2 separate regions of the Homo sapiens genome follow, and region 1 is linked to region 2. A link is a contact called in ENCODE Hi-C or POLR2A ChIA-PET data. All regions are on one chromosome and are shown on one strand. The core of a region is the stretch at or near the end of the contact, and the rest is flanking DNA. Distances in the headings are between cores, read along the strand shown.

Region 1 (2,700 bases), core at 91-2,590, 200 kb after region 2:
GGCCTGGGCAACTCCTAAGCTTTCCTTAAGACCCGAAGCCAATGCCAGCACATTACTTTTCAAAGTATTCTCTCCCTTTCCTGAGCAATTTGTCAATTTCTGTCTATGCTTCCAAGAAACTTTACCTGTATTTATTCCATTGCATTGTTGTCTCCCCTACCAGGCTATGGTTGTGTCTTAGCTGTTTTGTGTTGCTGTAACAGAATACCAGAGACTGGGTAATTTATAAGCAATAGAAGTTGATTTGGCTTATGATTCTGGAGGCTGGGAAGTCCAAGAGCATGTGACAGCATCCCGTGAGGACCTTTGTGTTTCATCATCCCATGGCAGAAGGTGAAAGGGCAAGACAGTGTGAGAGCAAGGGAGCAGGAGGGGGCTGAACTTGCTCTTATAATAAGCCCAGTCTCTTGATAACTAACCCACTCCATCAATAACAACATTCATCCATTCATGAGGGCATAGCCCTTATGACCTAATCATCTCTTATTAAGCCCCACCTCCCAACACTGTTGTATTGAGGATTAAGTTCCCAACACATGAACATTGGGAGATACATTCAAACCATAGCAAGTTCCATCACCCCTCCCCAACAAACCTTTTTCTAGCAGGTGCAAACAAATTACAAAACTGGTGAATTAGAGCTGCCAACAAACTGCAAAAATGATGGATTTGAGTTTCTCCTTACCCTTAGTTCCATAAGGCAGAAGAGATAAGGAACAAGGTGAAATACCAAATGCAGGCAGCAAAGGAAAATAAGTGAAGAGCCTTCATCATCTGCTAGTTAAGCCCTGAATTTAGAACCATAGCTTCCAGGAGCTGGAAGGGATATTAAGGGATATTGGAGATCACCTAATACAATGCATTTGCTTGGTCCTGGGATGAAATGTTTTATGCAAACCTCTGGAATGGACATGATTGGTTGGAAGCAGAGAAGGTTCTCAGCAGTCCTGAGAGGTGCTTAAAGTGAGTTTTCAAATGCCCATTTATATCCTCCCAATGACCCCCAATAGCTGGACCCCCTTATATTACTCCAAGATTGGACGGCAGGCTGATGGGAAAAAGGGGTCCTTGCAGAGCCCCACAGCTCATACCAGCAAGTGCTACAAACAGTCCCTGGGAGACGTGATTTACTCTGGGCCTTTGCTGGGAGGGAGGGAGGAGAACAGCTGTAAATGCCACTGTCCCAGAGATGATGGATCCCAGAAAGTGGGACAGAGTTGGTCTTTCTCCAAAGGACACCTCTCTGTAAGCAGAAATGGGCTGAGAGAGGGTAGCTGGTGGTGCCAAGGCCTCTGGTGCATTCTGGTGGTAGGTGGGTGGACAGACCATTCTGGAAATGGCTTGTCATAGCCCGCTCTTGACTCATCCAAATGGGCCTGAAATTGCCAGGGCTGTGACTGTGCTTTGCATGAGCTTGCCCTCTGCAGCCCAAAATATCCTTCTCTGATTCTGTGCCATGAGTTGATTAACAGTCTCTCTTGGAATAATTCCCAGGCTGCCTCAATCCTTTTCAGAATCTATTTTCTCACTTTACATGGGGCACCTTTTAAATGTGGACAGGGTAATATAAAATAGTGCCAATGCTGGATTCTCAGAAAACAGCTAGGTATTAGATCTGTACTTATTAAGCCCTCACATAGAAATAGGAAGACATTTGCCTTTAATTTATACTTCATCAATCCAAAAATTATCCAGAACCTAGCATGTGCTCAGAACTAAGCATTTTGGAGGAGAAAGTATAACATGTATAGCATGACACGATCCTGGCCCTTCACAGATTTATTAACTTCCTTGAAATGACTAATATATGTGAAACAATGAGGAAAAAAAAATCAATGCTCTGGTATGTGGACTCTTTGTGCATAACTTATGGGCTGCCATCCACCCCTGAGAGGGACTTCCTTTCTATGGGATAGGGCTCCCCTGGAATATTTTTGCAGGTTAACTAGGCACTGTTCTTCCAAACATGGCATTCCTTCCAAATGCTCTAACATATTCTTATGTGAATAAATTTCATCCGCAAGTGACACTCCATAATCCTTAGTGCAAACACCAAGTATGGACACTGTATATAAACTCTGAGGACTGGGAGAACATCTCAGTGACAGCTTATAACTTGGCCCTGGAAAGTCAAGATGCCAGTGCCCCCACCAGTTGCCAGCTTGGGCCACTTTCCCTCTTTCCTTCAAGACTTCCCAGTGTGCTGGCTCTGGGCCTCTCCAAACAACCGTGTGTTGTGGCTTCAGCAGGCATGATTGCCACTTGTTTTCCTGGAGCTGGATCTTGCAAACTTCACACCCTTGTCCTCTGTGTTACAGAGAATGGCCTTTGTGTTTGTCTATCTGAGCTGTCATCTCTTTGCAATGGCCACATGCCATTTTCCTCTTCCTCTCTTTTTGCTTGAATCACAAGTTTTAGGGGAAAAAAATTAGAAGCAATTCATCTCTGAGAAATTCTACACTTGGCTAGTTTCTGCCCCATGTGATGGGATCAAGCCAAGTCACCATGTTTGTCCAAAATATTACAAGTGCAAAGGAACCCAAAGGAGGGAGAAGTCAGTGTGGAATGAAATGGGCTGAGAGGGAGGCATGGAGGAGGCATGAATGCTAAGGGAAGGAAGGAGGACCCCAGCAGGGTGAGGAACTGACGCAGACCTACGCAGGCTAGGTGGGGCCAGCTGAGGGTGACACACTGGGCCAG
Region 2 (2,700 bases), core at 20-2,519:
GGTGCAGTTCCATAGGACGAAGCCCAGAGCTCTGATGTATAGTATCCAGACTCCAGTTAATAATACTGTATTATACACTGGAAATTCACTAAGAGAGTAGATTTCAGGAAATGGATTATGTTAACTTACTTGACTGTAATAGTCATTTCACTGTGTAGATGTATCTCAAAACATCATGTTGTACACCTTAAATATCTAACATTTTTATGAAAGAGAAAAAGAGGTACACAGAGCAGGAAGGCACTTCTCCTCAAAGGCTCTCTAAACAAGCCCCTGAGGGCCACTGTAGGATTAGAAAATTACCAAAACTCTTTTCAAAGCACAGAAAATGTCATGAAAGAGCCCACATAAATGTATGCAAGTTTGTTATCAGCAGCATTTTTTTCTCACTGGGCCTGAAAGATGAACGACTGTTCAAATCATTGCATTCACCCCGAGGCAAATGGTCCCATGGTGTGCTCAAGAATTTCTGTACCATACAGATCAACCATTTAATCAATCATTTAATGAGCAAAGGCAGGCAGCACGGAGTGGCATATAGGGCCGTGGGCTGTGGAGTTACCCAAATTTGTGTTCAAACCTCAGCTCTACCACTGATGAGCTTCAGGGTGTTAGGCAGCTTGTTTGACTTCTCAGGGTCTTAGCTTTCCCATCTGTCTAATGAGTGAAACAATTCCCAACTCCTCCAGTTGTTGAGAGGATTTGAAGATGTATGAAAACTGCATAACACAAAGGTCAGGGACACAGTAGGCACTTAATAAATAATAGCTATTAGTATCACTGGTGTCCAAACTTGCTGGGGTTCCCATGCTGCCCTTCCCGTACTGGGGCACTACCAGGCTCCTTATGCAATTAGGATACCTGGGATTGCACCAGGGAAGCCCCAAACATTCAGAGAATGTGAACACATCTCATCACCACATTTTCTCAGAGGCCAGATAAAAACCATCCATTGTAGAGGCCTTAACTCTGAGACTGTCATAATCGGCTGGTAATGGAGATGCATTTTCCCCTTAAGTAGAAACAATTATCTTCACACCTTGTAGTGTTTGTAATGATTGCACCTGGCAGACCATTAGCTTTGCTGTAAAGGAAACCCCATGTGGTGTGGTGAGGGTAGGGGGTGGGAGCGTTTCTTTTAACTTGGAAGGAAACAACAACAAAAGTATTATTAATTATAAACTTAGGGAGGCTTATTTAAAAATCCCAATATAAAAATACCCATGGCTTAGGGGACTTCCACCTCTCACCCAACACTGCCTCTCACTATGAGGCTCGACTGAGTACTGCTACTGTCTCCTCTCTACACCTTCCCTAACAGACAGACAGTTCCACACAGACAGACAGACAGACGGATGGACACACTCCCACACCCAGAGGCCTCAGACACATGGCAAACAGCCCCATGAACAACGGCCACATGGTTGGCGTTTGAAATAACCTGTGTGTTCCTAGAAATTCCGGTGAGTAAAAGTGGACCGGGCTATGGCACTTTTTTCTGTTCTTATCTTAGAACTCCTTTAGGCTCAGCCTGTGACTCATATCCCGTCAGTTGCTAGTTCTAAGGGAAACACACCCAGGGAAAACCTGTGGGTGGCATGAACAAAGATCCTTCTGCAACTCCATTTTTCTTAATGTTTCTTACTTTAGACATTATTAGCAACAGGGCTTTTGTGAGGCTTGGGAGTCTGGACATTCAGTGGTTATAGGCAGAATCCAAGAAAGGCTCTGCTGACACTCAGCCAGAAACGGATGATTCCTGTCCCCGAGGTGTGAAGTCTCTGTTCCTTGTTTCATGACAGAGGGTTACGGCTCTTTTCAGACTAGCTGGAAAATTCCTACCTACCCAAAAGGCAGCAGAGTCCAGTTTTTACCATACTTAGTCTCTTGTGGAACTTCCCAGAGGTGGGCTACATGTGGGGAGGCGGGACCAAAGGATAGGGTGCTGAGGCATGGGACCTGAAGTCTTCCCTGTGTTGGCCAAGAATGGCCTGAGCTGGGCTGGATGGGGCTGCTATAAGACTGCAATTTCCCCAAATAAGCCTTCCCTCATTTTCCAGCCTCCTTTCAATTTAGTGTCTTTTCCTCACCCTCCCTCTGGCTATTTCCTCCTATGCAGATTTAATTCCAACACAAACACCAGCCTCTTTGGGAAGCCTTCCCTGAGTGCACAGGCAGTGATCTTGGAGTTCCTGGGCACTTTGTGCATTTTACATGCCTAATACTTGTACAGATTCATAAACTCTTTGAGAGCAGGGGCCGTGTCTCTAGAGTTTTTCTAACTCCTGTAGCATCCAGCATGATTCTTGATAAACATTTGCTATTTGAGTGAATGGAAATGTCAAAGTTTTCACAATAAACCAGAGGTGGTTCCCTGTCCACTTCTCTCCTGTTGGCAATGAGCTGCAATATTCATGCTGTGTCTGGTCTCATTTTTCAGTGGGGGAAAAAAGGTGAGACATGATAATAGTTTTATCATAGCCTCATGGCTTCACCCGACGGACACCACACACCAGGATTTGTGTCCATTTTAGGGATGTCTTAGTGACGTGAAATAGAGCTTTGCCAGTCCCACCTCTGAGATACACACTAAAATAAAGAGGCCAACGTTTCTAACACCTTCAAAACAATGCCAGTTGGTTCTTCCCTTGATGCACTAACAGGTGTGCAGATCATGGTGAAATACAGTATAGGATAAAA

What was found. A loop is a pair of places that touch in the nucleus more often than their neighbours do. ChIA-PET counts read pairs that join two places held with the same protein, here RNA polymerase II (POLR2A). Pooled maps may share reads with other maps.
Region 1: a map of mammary epithelial cell shows a loop between it and region 2 (2.0-fold over the local background). The contact joins two enhancer-like sites. A Hi-C loop is called at or near these places in 2 of 168 maps with a recorded cell type or tissue (IMR-90 and mammary epithelial cell) and 1 of 50 pooled maps. POLR2A ChIA-PET finds 5 or more read pairs at or near these places in 1 of 52 experiments (AG04450).

What each region holds. Positions count from the first base shown.
Region 1 is chr1:223,428,216-223,430,915 of GRCh38, forward strand. No RefSeq gene overlaps it. Among named protein-coding and RNA genes, the nearest start is that of CCDC185, 36 kb to the left of the region's middle. Within about 2 kb of position 1,341, at least 5 of the 41 ENCODE cell types and tissues checked have a DNase peak (open chromatin) inside an H3K27ac peak, as active enhancers do.
Region 2 is chr1:223,232,207-223,234,906 of GRCh38, forward strand. All of the region lies in intron 5 of SUSD4 (sushi domain containing 4), which reads right to left. Among named protein-coding and RNA genes, the nearest start is that of TLR5, 90 kb to the left of the region's middle. Within about 2 kb of position 1,270, at least 10 of the 41 ENCODE cell types and tissues checked have a DNase peak (open chromatin) inside an H3K27ac peak, as active enhancers do.